Regions from separate parts of the Homo sapiens genome. Here region 1 is linked to region 2. The links are chromatin contacts, found by Hi-C or POLR2A ChIA-PET in ENCODE. All regions are on one chromosome and are shown on one strand. The core of a region is the stretch at or near the end of the contact, and the rest is flanking DNA. Distances in the headings are between cores, read along the strand shown.

The links. A loop is a pair of places that touch in the nucleus more often than their neighbours do. ChIA-PET counts read pairs that join two places held with the same protein, here RNA polymerase II (POLR2A). Pooled maps may share reads with other maps.
Region 1: a loop to region 2 is called in a map of sigmoid colon, with 5 times the contacts of the local background. The contact joins two enhancer-like sites. A Hi-C loop is called at or near these places in 9 of 168 maps with a recorded cell type or tissue (Caco-2, Right ventricle myocardium inferior, aorta and 5 more) and 5 of 50 pooled maps. POLR2A ChIA-PET finds 5 or more read pairs at or near these places in 4 of 52 experiments (Caco-2, H1, activated CD8-positive, alpha-beta T cell and 1 more).

Annotation. Positions count from the first base shown.
Region 1 is chr3:188,047,075-188,054,572 of GRCh38, forward strand. No RefSeq gene overlaps it. Among named protein-coding and RNA genes, the nearest start is that of LINC01991, 74 kb to the left of the region's middle. RefSeq lists an enhancer at 5,121-6,093. Within about 2 kb of position 5,222, at least 21 of the 41 ENCODE cell types and tissues checked have a DNase peak (open chromatin) inside an H3K27ac peak, as active enhancers do.
Region 2 is chr3:188,202,598-188,209,834 of GRCh38, forward strand. The region is part of intron 1 of LPP (LIM domain containing preferred translocation partner in lipoma); the gene reads left to right. Among named protein-coding and RNA genes, the nearest start is that of FLJ42393, 28 kb to the left of the region's middle. Within about 2 kb of position 5,559, at least 3 of the 41 ENCODE cell types and tissues checked have a DNase peak (open chromatin) inside an H3K27ac peak, as active enhancers do.

The sequences.
Region 1 (7,498 bases), core at 3,972-6,471, 160 kb before region 2:
TAATATTAAGCGAAAACACAGAACCCTAAATAGTATTTGTGACATGACTGCAACTATGTAAAAATGTGCATTGTATATGGACAAGAAGACAGATGGGACTATGGAAAATAAAAAAATATTGCAAAAGGTAGAATACCTACAGGCAGCTTTTTCTTTAATATTATCTTTTATATCATCCTCTTTGTATTTCACTAGGTTCAAACCTGCATTCTTATCCAGCTGTTTATCTGCATCTGTTTTCCCCACCCAATTAGATTTCATATATCTGTCACTATAAAGATATTTATAATTCTGTTTGTGCTGACTTGTTTCTACCTCCCTTACCTTGTAGAACCTTCTATAAGTGAAACCCACATGATATCGGGCAGGAGGTGGCTAAACAATAATGTGCCAGGCTGCTGTTGCTTGGGAGGTATTTACTAATGCTGCACTGGAAGTGTCGTGGTGCTTGCAAATAGAGGATCCATTTTCAGTTTGGACTCTAATCAGGAAGAAGGGACTCTTTCCATGTAAGAGGTTTTAAAACCCTTCCCAGCAACCAGGATGTGGGAACTAGAGCAGCCAGGGATGATGAATTCTGATCCTCACTGAGAAAATGGAGCTTCAGTATGATTAGGGAGCAACAGAGTGCTCCAGTATCATCAATGAGCAAGAGAGTGCTCCAGGATGATGGGTGAGCAACATAGAGCTCCAGCATGATCAGTGAGCAACAAAGTGCTCCAGCATCATCAGCAAGAAAGAGTGCTCTGGTGTGTCTGGTGAGCAGCTGCAGCACTAGTGGAGATGCCAGTTTCAGAGTAAACAAGCACAGATTAAAGATTCTCTGTGATCAGTAAGTCGGGGTCTAGAATAACTGATGGGCATTTCAGTCCAGATCACACCATGAAAAACCAGAGAAATGGGACCCAGAGGGGAGGATGCTAAAAACTCCAGGACTCTTCCTCTAGCCACCTGGATGCCAGATCCCTGCCCCAGATCCTTTATAATTGGCACCAGAACTCACAGTGCAGTCTCTGTTTCATTCATTTTCTATAAGATTATGCAGGAGATGGTATTTAGGTCTCATTCCAGAGAGTGAGCTCAGGCGTCCTCAGCTAATTTTCATTGAGGGTCAGGCTAAAGAATATCAGGGCTTGTGCTATAGAAACCTGGGCCAGGTGAGTTCTATCTGGCATCTAGAATCAGGGTTCTGCTCCCTGTATAGGCAAACCTGGGAGACAAACTGTCCCTGGAGAATTCTGTTTGAACAGGCTTGCTTCTTTTTGCATGAGCTGTCTACTGGATGAGGAAAGTCCTGATCATTACTTGTATAAAAACATCGCAGAGGAGAAGGATACATAAGAAAATGGTATAGTGGTCGGCTTTGAAAAGGAGGACATCTAGATAGTTGGGGAAAGGTTGAGAGGAACATTTTTATTGTATTCCCTTTATACCTTGTGATTATTTTAAACTGCTTATTACCAAATCAAATAAATGGGGTGAATAATGAATGGTTAGGTAAAATTAAAATGAAAAACTGAGGAGATTTGCCAGTGACATTTCTCTGAGTTGGAGACTGAGCTAGCTAGCAGACAATTTGGGTGGTAAATCAAAGGGTCCTGAGAAGAATTTTGCTTCACATAACAGAATGCCAGCCATCATATAAGTCAGTTATTCTGAAATGCAGTCTTAAGAGTTAAGATAATATTTCACTTGGCTGGGCATGGTGGCTCATGCCTGTAATCCCAACACTTTGGGAGGCCGAGGCAGGTGGATCACTTGAAGTCAGAAGTGTGAGACCAGCCCGACAAACATGATGAAACCCCATCTCTACTAAAAATACAAAAATTAGCTGAGTGTGGTGGCGCATGACTGTAATCCCAGTTACTTGGGAAGCTGAGGCAGGAGAATCCCTTGAACCTGGAAGGTGAGGTTGCAGTGAGCCGAGATCACGCCATTGCATTCCTGCCTGGGTGGCAGAGTGAGACTCTGTCTCAAAAAAACAAAAAACAAACAAACAAAAAAAGATAATATCTCATCATAAAATGCTCATATATTCCCTTAAAAGGGAAGAAGTAAATTTATTGTTATCTAATACAAATTCAAAATTAGCCATAACCACAACCTATTGGAAGGACAGGGGAACAACCAGTTTCTCCAGGACTAGAACTGTATCTCTGTGGTCCCAGGGGTCACTGTCTGCATTGTCAAGGAAGAAAAGTTTGGTAGGAAGCAGGATTTGCTACCAAGACGCACATGATCAGCTCCTCAGCTGCAGCGCCCTGTGGCTAGGAGGCAGGGGCCAGGTGTGAAGATCAAGTTCAGGTCCCTCAGAATTCTATTGCTGAACTGGCCATGCTGGGCAGTGGGACAGCAAGACTGGCCAGAACCCAGATCCAGAACACAGACAGGAACTCACTGCTATCCTCCAGAGCACCTTGGATTTGTCTCTGGGACAAAAAGCTATGCCTGCTCTCTTTGCAACAGGAGCCCAAAGCACTCTGCAAAAGCCTCATACTCCCTAGGAATAGTGATGCCTTGATGGAGGCAGGCATCCAAAAGGAAGGGAAAGAAGCCATGGAGGGAAAAGCTGGGGAGGAAGTTACTGCTCTATTATCATCAGGTGTGAGACAAGCACAGGTGTCTAAATAGTGAATGCCTTACAAAGGACAGACTCTTTGAGATAAGATGGCATCCGAGAGCTTTTGCCTTTCAACCCTGGGTGCTTTTTGGAAACCTGCCAGGTCTCCAAGTCCTGAAAAGGGATTGAAGTTTAGGTTTCTTAACCATATCTGAACACAATGACTTGTGCAAGCCTCAAAGTAAAAAGAGAACTGAGCTAACGTGGCCAGTCCTAGTCCTTTCTGGGGAAGGGTCACTCGTTCAAAAAGCAGCCAGCCTCTAAGATGCAGCAGTGCTTGAAATCCTGAGATCTAGGTGGCTGTCTGGAGAGCCAGGCCTCCAGTGCTCAGGAAAGGGCCACAACACCGCCAAAGCTCTGCTGCAGGAAGTGGTACTTTCCTGGCTTCACCAAAGCAGGGCGAAGGATGCCTCTCCCTTCTGCGCCTGATACCAGATCACAGTTGCTGAACCACTGTACCGGTCACATCTCTTTCACGCTTAAAAGCTTTCGGTGGCTCCTGGCTGCCAATCACTTCAATTTCCTCCTCCCTCTGGGATTCAGTGCCCCCAAATGTGGTGCTCAGCCATTCTCCAACCACAGCCCCTCCTCTCCCTGTTGCACTAATCCACTTGTCCATCTCCCCACAGACACCAAGTGAGCCCCAAGATTTCCTGCCACCACGTCCTGCTCAGGCTAGTTCCTCCCCCTGGAAGCCATTTCCCTACAATCTCTCAAAATGTCACTTTTTGGACTTTTAACTTTTCTTCACCCCAAATTCCATCTCTTCTATAAGAGCTTTCCTCATCTACTGCTGTGGACACCTAGTCAAGAGCAATTTCTTTCACCTCAGACATCTCTGTTTTTCTTAGAGCTCATAACTTTCTTTTTTATTTCCTTTCTTTTCTTTCTTTCTTTCCTTCCTTTCTTCCTTCCTTCCTTTTTTCTTTCCTTTTTTTTTCTTTCTTTCCTTTTTTTTGACAAAGTCTCACTCTCTCCCCCAGGCTGGAGCACAGTGGCACAATCTCAGCTCACTACAACCTCTGCCTCCCAGGTTCAGGCAATTCTCCTGCCTCAGCCTCCTGAGTAGCTGGGAGTACAGGTGCCCGCCACCACGCCTGGCTAATTTTTGTATTTTTAGTAGAGACAGGTTTTCACCATGTTGGCTAGGCTGGTCTCAAACTCCTGACCTCAGGTGATCCACCCACCTCAGCCCCCCAAAGTGCTGGGATTACAGTCGTGAGCCACCACACCTGGCCATAACTTTCTTCTTTGTGTTTGGATTATTGTGTGCTCCTTGTAGCTTTGCTCTGGATGGTAAACTCCTTGGAAACGGAAGTTTCCTCTTGCTTTCCATGACTTACTTCTCCTTGTTGGGTTGAGCTGTATGTTTGGGACAGACTAACTTGAGGAACTAAGTCCATGATGACTAGAGGAGCACTGGTTAGCTGAAGGTCTGCCAAGCTTGCTGTAAAAATATTTCAGCTTTAGGTGAGGAGCTGCACTGGCCAACCTGCTTCCTTGTAGCTCCAGGGTTTCATGCACGGGGTCTATGAATAGCCAAAGCAAAAGGCCACACTAAGCATCTTTTCTGCTCCTATCCCCAATCTTGAGTTCAGAAAGATCTGCTAGGGATCAGTGCTTTAAATCATCTCTCCTCACTCCCTGTAGAAAAGCCCTCCTTCCAGGAGCTGACTAATGCTTACTGTCCTTTCCCAAGGAGCACTTTTTTTTTTTTTTTTTAGACAGATTGTTGCTCTGTCACCCAGGCTGGAGTGCAGTGGCGCGATCTGGGCTCACTGCAACCTCTGCCTCCCGAGTTCAAGCAATTCTCCTGCCTCAGCCTCCTGAGTAGCTGGGATTACAGGCACACACTACTACGCCCAACTAATTTTTGTATTTTTAGTAGAGACGGGGTTTCACCATGTTGGTCAGACTGGTCTCCAACTCCTGACCTCGTGATCCACCCTCCTTGGACTCCCAAAGTGCTGGGATTACAGGCGTGAGCCACCGCGCCCACCCCAAGGAGCACTTTCTGTTGCTTTCTGGGCAGGCTGTGTTTTTACCCTGTGCCCATCTCTCTCTCCCTGGCCCTCTGGTCTGCCCGGCACAGGTAAGGAGTCCGAGAGTCACCCTTCTCCTATGAGTATTCCGGTGGCTGCTGCTCTACCCTTGGGAGGTGGAAAAGGCACCAGCACAAGGCTTCCCCCGCCCACTCATCTCAGCTTCTTGCTTTCTGCACTGGGCCGTGTGGGGTGCTGGGAGTTTCGTGATCACAAGGAAAAGAGATGCGGGCGCCAGGCAGGGAAGGAGGACAAAGAGCAATCCCCTTATTCATGCATTCTTCAGGAAAAAGAGAGAATTTGACCTGAGCCTATTTTCCGAATAATTCGGCATCAAACAGCAATGAGGCCTGGGACTTTGCCAAGTCTTTGTTTTGTTTTGTTTTTTTCCTTTCCTCCAATCAGCCCAAGGCAATGGGGAGTGGGAGGGGGTGGAGGGGTGGGGGCTACACGCACACTGGGGCTGAGAGGGAATGCTGAGCCTGCAGAAGTGGCCCATTGACAGCTCCTGCTCACAGCAGAGGGGCGGGTGGCACCCCCAGCCTACCACCACAAGGGCAGCTCTGTCCTGTGGGCACAGGGCTCCATCCCAGCCCCACCGGCTGGGAGAGAACAACATTTCCTTATAAGGCCCCGACCGCTTTGCCAAGGCTGGATGGCTCCAACAGACTGTAGCTTTCCATTCTCCTCGTCAGCTCCAGTGCAGGCCTTGAATGTAGCCCTTGTTGTCAGGCTCCTCCTCTCCTCCACAGCCCCCACCTCACCTACTTCCACTCCCTGCCAGAGCTAGCCCCACTGGCGCAGGATAAACAGCCCAGAGGCCTCTCCCACGCAGGGCCTGCCTCGGTTCAGGCCTGCTGGAGGCAGCACAGGGTAGCAAAAGGAACGTGGGAGTCACAGTTTCGGCTGTCCCTGTGCGAAGGGAAGGCCCTTTTCCTCATCTGGAAGATGGGGCTCTAATGGCCATGGGGTCCAAATTCTTTGCATTGTATTCAAAGTCCTTCCCAGTTAAGCTGCAGGTTAACTTCACTGTTTAACTGCCTTTCCATACCTTGAAGGCCAGATTTCCCCTAGCTCTTCCTGTTTCCCCCAAACGCACCTTGCTCACACAGGCCTCCACTGCTTCGTGCACGTGTTTTTCTCTACCTAGGTATTTATCTGCCTAGGTCACTCATCCTGCAGGCCCCACGGTAGGTATGCCTTCCTCCCCTCCCCAGGAAAAAGGAATCATTGCTTTCACTTCGCTGCTCAACATTTGTTTGCACCTCTCTTACAGCTTTTCTGTTTTGCAATTGCAATGATTTCTTTACCTGCCTGTTTCCTCTATAAGATGATGAGCTCCTCCAGGCTCACATGCTCTCCTCTTTCTTTATGTCCATGAGCTCAACCCACAGTACCAGGCACATAATCCAGCTTCACAAAAGATTGCTGCACAAATGCCTGAGCACACAGTGTTGCGTAAGTTCAAAAGAGACAACTATAGTGCAAATACTTGTAAACTATAAAGTGCTGTTAACCCATGAAATGTAAAACTTTATCTTGCTACCCTCCACTCTAATTCTACTGTTTGTCACACTGTTACAGCCCTTTTCCCTGTCTGACCAGTTCTGTATCCAGAATTCCAGGCTCACTGCAACCCCTCAGGAGGTTAACATCTATCACTAAGCCATTACTCATCTTTAGAATCCCAGTGTTGGGGGCTAAAAGGTATGTATCCGAATGTTGCCATACTAGAGTCCACAGAGGCCCTACAGACATACAGTGGCTAAATGGAGAAGCTGTGAGTCCCACTTTTACTATTTATTCATGCTAGGTTCCCACAGCATTCTGGGGGGAAAAATCTGGTGGCTTTAAAAGTTTGAAGCCCACTGATTAATGCTGTCTCAACATATGACAGTTGAAACAACTGAGCCCCCTAAAAGAAAAGCAGCTTTCCCCACATCTCATGTGTTAGCCACAAACTCAAGACCATACCCGGGATCCCCTACTCTTGCTCACCACAGCCATTGCCCTGCTTAGGGCAGAGTGATGACGGATGCAACTGCGTATCTGTCAAGCCGAATGCTTATGGGTCAGGGATACCTCAAGTTCCAAATAAAGAATTTCAGTCTCTGCCAAAACAAATCTTTCTGAATTGGAGATTCTGCAAAAATATCAGGTTAGGGATTTGCAAGCTCAGCACGGTTAAGTACTATAGTAAGACTGTCCCTCTATTCTCCAGGATCCCAGCAACTGTTTCAAAGAGAAATCTCCTATCCCAAGATAAATTAGCCTGTTCTCCGTCCACATAGGGAAGTTTTTCAGAGATATGTTTGTAAAGCGAAACCCATAGTTGATCATGAACCATGTTCTAACACTATTTGCCACAGAGCCAAATTCAGGATATAAGATGGTTCTGCCTTGGGCTCCATCCAAAAGGCTTAAGTTACATGAATACTAAAAATACTTTATTATAATGAGATTTCTGTGTTAGATGCCTAAGGGCAGACTGTTCAGGAAGCAAAATGAAGCCTAAGTAATACTGGGCAAGGACATAGGAGATGAAGCTCTAGTACCAACTCTGATACTTACTGTGAAACTTAAAGCAAGTCTTTATCGGCCTCGATTTTCTCCACTACAAAATGGGAACGATGATACCTTCACATTCTTTTCCAAAGACAGTAAGAATTAGATCAACTGAGACCATGAAAGTGAAGGTACGTTATGACATCAACCAAAAAAATACTGTGCCTAAATAAGAGCTAGTTAATCATAGGCAGTGTTCCTCCCTTTGGGCTGTTCTTCTGGGTACAGAAGAGAAAAAGCTTCCCTCTCCAGCTTCCTGTAATGTTTGCTC
Region 2 (7,237 bases), core at 4,309-6,808:
GTTGATCCTGGGGAGTGGCTTGCTTGTCTGCCTGGGGATGGCAGCCGCGTGCGTTCCCTGTGCTGTCCTGTAGGGTTGTGGTGGCTTTCTGATATTCAGGTTGGTCCCTTTTCCTTCTTTTTGGATGGGCTTTCGAGGTTGGGAGAGGAAGCTCAGGGATGGAACTGACTAAACATATGTGAGATGTTTCCTTGTTTGCTGCTCATGGAGGTTTCATTTCTGAAGTCTTTTCTTGGGAGGGAAAAGGATGTGTGGATATATGAGGTGACTCTAGAACCCTCATTTTATGGATGAAGAAACTGTGATTCACAGAGGGAGAGTGATTTGTCCAGTGTCACGTGGGGAGCTGGCCGGGGAGCCAGACCTCCTGTACCTTTTATTGCAGGGTTTATTTTATATATATTTGCTGGCAAAAAGAAGGAAAGAGAAACAATTTATATGTTTTTTATTTATAATAAAAATATTTATTATAATTATATAATAATTAAATTATAGTAAAAATATTTATTTATAATATAAATATAAAATGTATATTATATTATAATTATATATAATTATATTGTAATTAAATTATATATAATTTTATATATTATATATTATATATATTAAATTATAATACAGCATATTGTAATACAATATATTTTATATTAATATAGTATAGTAAAATATATAATATATAATATAATTTCATTATAATAAAATATAATAAAAATATTTAAAAATGTATTTTATATTTACATATATATTTAAATATATACATATATTTATATAAATATATATTAATATTTATATATTAATATATATTTTTATAAATATATATATAATATAAATATAAATATATATTTATATAAATATATATAAATATATATATTTTTAAATATATATATATTTTTAAATATATATAAATATATATATTTAAATATATATAAATATATATTTAAATATATATATATTTTTAAATATATATAAATATATATTTAAATATATATATATTTAAATATATATAAATATATATTTAAATATATATACATATCAAATATGTATATATATTTTTTCTCTTTTTTGTAGAGAGAAGATCTCGCTATGTTGCCCAGGCTGGTCTCAAACTCCTAGGCTCAAGCAATCCTTCTGCCTTGGCCTCCCAAAGTGCTGGGATTACAGGCATGAGCCCCTGGCCTTATAGCAGGGTTTAAATTACACCCACTTTGGGGGAAGAGAGAGTGGTGTGTGCAGGCTTTGGTGCCAAAGGCTTGCACATGGTTACTGGCTCAGCCACTTACTATAAAATTTGTAAAATAGGCACCATGGACACATCTGATATTAAGCATTTAAAAAGAGGAGCTGTGTGAAAAGTTTTGTTGACTACAAAGAGCTACAGACATCTTCCTTTTTATCTTGATGTGGATGTTTATGCACTGGGAATTGGTGGGGCCATCTTTAGAGAAGGGGTGGGCCAGTGAAGACACTACTGACCATACCCCAATCAGAAAACACTCCCAAGGGGCTCACTTCCCCACTGTGCAGTAAAGAGGTTTTGCACTGAGATTTGGAGGTACAGCACAAGGCGGGGAAAGCATGAGCCAAGTTTTGAGTCCTGTGGAATTGAGGGTGCACTCCTGCCTGGGGCCAGGGGTTCTTGTAGCAATATAAAGGGAGACGTGGCTAAAAACATAGATTGGGCTCATCCTGGAGGCCTTGAGTCTGGCCTGAGGGTGAGTGGATGCTATCGTTTGTGTTGTTTAGAGCACTGGTGAGGAGTCAACTGGGAAAATCTCAATGAAATGCATCTTTAGGATGTGCCGGGAATCTTGGCAGTAACTCAGGAGGGCAACAGGGAATCTTGCAATTGGAGTAGCGGGGGGTGATTCTCAAGTTTTGGACACATTCTAAGTAACTTTTTGCAGTGCTTCAACTTTTTACTTGAGTTTATAATAACAATGGCAATATTTTTTATAGTTGTAGAGCTATATGAAATATTTTTACACCTGTTGGCTTCATTGTTCATACAATATCTTAGTGAGGGGGAAGGTAGGATTGTTTTCGTTCCTGTTTTACAGACAAGGAAATTGAGGCTCAGAGAGCAGATGGGATTTCTCTGGCCGCTTGGCTGGTTGATGTGGAAGTCAGGAGTGAGGATGCCAAGTTTCACACTTCTTCCTGTGCCAATGACCTGGAGGAGTGTTTTTCTCAAACTCACATTTCTTTATCCTCCACAGTCTTGGGTGTCACTCTTGGAAGTGTAAGATGGTCATGAGTTTCAAAGATTTCTGAGATAAGCTGTTAAGATTTTCAAAGATGAGCTATAGAGAATTTGGGACATAAAATGTGTTTCTTCCAGTAACTCTTGCTTGCTATCATGTTGTTGGTTCAAATTGAACATGTTGATAAGTGCCAGGGAGGAAAGAAACCAGTACCTGCTACTTATTGGGCACCTTTTTTGCCCTGAACTCAGTACTGCCTGCTTTTCCATTTGAGTATCTAGAAACATTTATGGATGGAGTGATTGTAATATTGTACAATTCTGTCAACTAGTTTATTAGCTAATTCTCATAAAAGCCTTAGGAGGTAGATAAACAATATTATTTTCCATTTTACAGATGAGAAAACTGAGGTTTAGAGAGATGAAATAACTTGCTTATAACTTGCTTGAGAGAACACAGGTCCTAAATAGATTATAATCTTTTTTTTTTTTTTTTTTTTTTTGGCAGAGTCTTGCTCTGTCATCCAGGCTGGAGTGCAATGGTGCAATCTTGGCTCACTGCAACCTCCGCCCCACCAGGTTCAAGCGATTCTCCTGCTTCAGCCTCCCAAGTAGCTGGGATTACAGGTGCACACCACCACACCCAGCTAATTTTTGTATTTTTAGTAGAGACGGGGTTTCACCGTGTTGGCCAGGCTGGTCTTGAACTCCTGACCTCAAGTGATCTGCCTGCCTCGGCCTCCCAAAGTGCTGGGATTACAGGCCTGAGCCACTGCACCCAGCTGTAAGTAGAGTATAATGTAAGTTTTCTAATTTGAGACTTCTTTCTTCCTTGCTGCACCCCATCTACGCCATGTGTTGCCCATCCCACTGGTGAAAATGCAGAGCTGCTTGTTAAGGAGGTACATGTCAGACCTTGGAATTTACTGGAATCAGACCTGGAAGGTACTATGAAGAGCTCAGAAGGCTGGTGGTTTTCAAGCTGTTCTCTTCTGAGCCTGAGAGACTCCAGGAGTCATCTTGAGGGATATAGCACGGAGGGAGGTGAAAAGTGGTGGGAAGTGGAGGAAGGAAGGGGACCGCTAGAGCCAACCTGAGTCGCTCTGCTTTTTCCTATTTTGTAAGCTAAACATTGTCAAAGCATCCATTTAAAGGAAAAGTTCTGCTGCTACATATAAAAGTTAAAAAACCACTGTGTCTACCCTTCCTTTTGCTAACACTGAGAGGCAGAGTGGTTCAGCACAAGGGGACACAAAGTGGCTTAGCACGAGTCACGAGATGTGACGGGTCTGAGACCTCTCAGCCTAGAGCTCCCTTACCCCTGGGCCACTTTGTTAGACACACCTCCTTTAATTCAAATCCCCGTCTCAGTGGGACATGGCTTTTTCATTTTTTCAAGGAAAGGTTTAATCTGTCCAGATCCCTGTGAAGATCTTGGCTCTTGGCGCACCTGCTGGAGGTTCGAGGTCCTGCAACCACAGAGTAGCTGCAGGACCTTCAGGATGTCCCGAGCCACAAGGTCTTTGACCTGCATTTTGCAACCTGGTTGTGTCTCCCCTTTGGACTCTGGGAACCTTGCTGAGATTGGTACAATATCTGTGCTAAAAAGGTTTGAAATTATAGCTAGTATTGTGTTACCTTCCTGGTCCAACCTTCACAGACATTGTCTGACTAAGTATATATAACTCTTGAGTGTTCACTGTGTACACCGGCTCACAAGAAAGGCAAGGTTCCTGATCCCAAGGATCTAATGGAGAGACAGAAACAAATATAAACTTTTGTCAACTATTTCAGAGACAGTTATTTTTGTTATACAAGATTGTTATGCATGCTAGTTATGTGGAGAGGATTTCATCTCTTAGAAATGAGACGGGGAGAATCTGGGCGATGAGAAAGAAGACCAGAACTGGGGAGTACAGTCTAGAATTGCAAGGGGTTGAGTTTGCTATGTGAAGCAGTTAGTTTTGGACTGTTGCACTTACTATTTCTGAGATTTGAGCATCTGACTTTTCCTTTAAGCTTTTGTTTTCTCATTTGTAATATGGGAGTGAGAGTGCCTAGTTCACAGGGTCATTGCTGGGGTTAAATGAGATAATGTATGTAACCTGCTTAGTATAATACCTAGCACAGAGTAAACACTCATTAAATTTTCATTGTTATCGTTGTTATGATTTGGCAGCGAGGAGTCAAAAGAGCCTATTTTCTTAAACTCATCAATGGTATAATCAGAGCTTTGCATCTCGAAGTAAAGGAACACTCTGCTTTTATTATTTATTTATTTTTCACTCTGCTTTTAGACATAGAATTCAATTGCCTCAGGCTACAACAAACTGGCTTCAATCTACCTTTCTGAGTTAACTTCTGTTTATTTCTATCCATCTGCCCACTTCTCTCACTAGTGACCTACACATTTTCTTTTTTTTTTTTTTCTTTTCTTTTTTTTTTTTTTCTTGAGGTGGACTCTTGCCCTGTTGTCCAGGCTTGAGTGCAGTGGCATAATCTTAGCTGACTGCAACCTCTTCCTGCCGGGTTCGAGCCATTCTCCTGCCTCAGCCCCCTGAATAGCTGGGATTACAGGCACACACCACCACGCCTGTTTAGTTTTTGTATTTTTAGTAGAGATGGGGTTTCACCAGGTTGGCCATGCTGGTCTTGAACTCCTGACCTCAGGTGATCCGCCTGCCTCGGCCTCCCAAAGTGCTGGGATTACAGGTGTGAGCCACCGTGCTCCACCCACATTTTCTAAGCTTGATTTTAACTTGCTGGTCTTTGTCATATCTTCTCAGTCATTGCTGGGGTTCAAATCTTTCTTTTCTTTTTCTTCTTTTTTTTTTTTTTTTTTAAAGATGGGAATCTCACTATGTTTCCCAGGCTGGTCTTGAACTCCTGGGCTCAAGTAATACTGCCTTGGCCTCCTGAGTAGCTGGGACCATAGACATATGCCACTGTGTCTGGCTTAAATATTTCCTTCTGTCGGAATGCCCTTTGTTCCTTCATCTGTGCCCCCCTGCTCCATCCTCTTTTAATTCCTAGCCCAAAAGTCTAACCCACCCATTGGGAGGGATTCTGCAGAACTCATAGAGTTTACAACATCTTGTCCTTCAATTGCAGTCAGTCTCTGTCTTGAACTGGATTTGTGAGCTCCTTGAAGTTGTTTGTATCTCACAGCTCTTTGCTGTAACATCCCTGGGGATTCAAGCACGCACACATAGTAGATGCTCACACATCTATGCAATAAATTACTTTAGTGTCTTTCTCAAATGATCAGCACAGGAAGCAAATGATAAAATGCAAACCAGAAAACAGACCTCACTGGGCTCTGTGCTTGTCAGCCTTGGGAATGGATTTCTGGCGAAGATCCGGCCCCTCTACAAATGACAGAGATGACTTGGCTCTTTTCAGGAATTGAAGAGAATCCTGACAAGTGGCATGTTGGGAAAGGCCTGAAGGAAGCCAGACCAGCTTGCTCTCAGAGCTCCTTGGGTCCCCTGCGGCCCCCAGGTGATCTTCAGCAAGACCTGGTATGTAAATGAGCCTCATCTGCTGGCTCAGCCTGCTGCCCACTGCTAGGGATGCTAGAATTCCAGGGTAAGCTTCTGTGAGCCGGGCTGGGAGGTTTAGTGGGTTGGAGATTACTAGCTTTTTGGTATCTGCAGCTTGAAATACCTTGTGCCCTTGATTAATTCATGCTTGGGAGCATCCTCAGTGCTCTCTGGAAAATAGCTCCTTACTGTATGTTTATTTCCCCACGGGCTTATTTCAGAGAGACTGGAGCCTGTGTTTCTAACAGCTTCTCCAAGGAAAACATCGCAGGCCACGTTTCCGGAACTGAGAATCTCAGGGGGTCTTTGAAACGTCCATCTCTATTACCTCCTTTTGGCCCAGCATTTGCTTTTAGCTGAAAAGGGAGATTTTGTCTTGAGCCTTCCTGTAGACATATGTGACTTGGAGTTTGAAAATCTGACAGCTGCTGCTGAGCTTTGAACTGCAAGAGTGAGCAGCATATAGACATAACCCCGTAGAACATCAAATCATTTTCCTTTAATTCCCAGAGACTTAATGTTTCTTTGTCTTGCGAATGACCTCACTGCTTTTTGTATTTGTAATGGAATGCACAGTCATTTGTAAGTAATCACACAATAATCCCTTACACTTTTATAATGCCTTACCCTTTTCCATAGGGCTTTCACTCTCATTATCTCATATGATCCTTATAACTGCTCTGAGATATAAGCAGAGCGCCTATTTTAATCTCCAATTTTCAGGTGTAGAAACTGAGGTTCAGAATAAAGTTAGCCAGAGTTAAAACAGTTAGTATGTAGCAGAATTGGAAAGGGAGTCTACAGAATTGGAACTGGAGTCTCCTAAACCAGTGTTTCTTTTGCTCCTTATTGCTGGTGTGACCTTGGGAATATACTTAACCTCTCTGAACCTCAGTCTTCCTATCACTAAATTGGGTATAATACTACCTCCTGGGATAGTTGTTGGAAGGGATTCAATGAGACTGGGAAATCATTTAATAAAAGGTAGAACACACTAATAATGGGAGGCATCATTGTACTTACTACATGGGCCTTGACGGCGAACAGTGCCATCAGAACTGTGAAAGAAAATAACATTTTTTCTCTCTTTTTAGAAAGACACAGGTTCAGAATGGTGTTGTCAGGGATCACAAGCTCCCAGCCCCGTGATTAGCAAATTGACCCTGCTGCCCTGTCTGCTGGCTGCTTTCTTATTCTGAGAATTGTGTTGACAAGACCCTCTTTTCCTACAGAGCTCTCTCTTAATGTTGCTTGGAATAGCCTTGTGTCCTGGAGACAGTTTTAGGTCTGGCAGGATCTGAGAACAGGAGTGGGGATCTTGGAATGGGATCTGCATCCCTGAGCTTCATCCACAAAGGGTGGGAATGTGGCTTGGGCTGTGGGGTGGAGGTAGATGAACAGCTGGACTTGCAGGTCTATCTTCTGTTGTTTCTCAATAAAGTAGACAAGTCCATCTGATGGGTGTTTAGTAGGGTATGACTTGTGAGTCCACAAG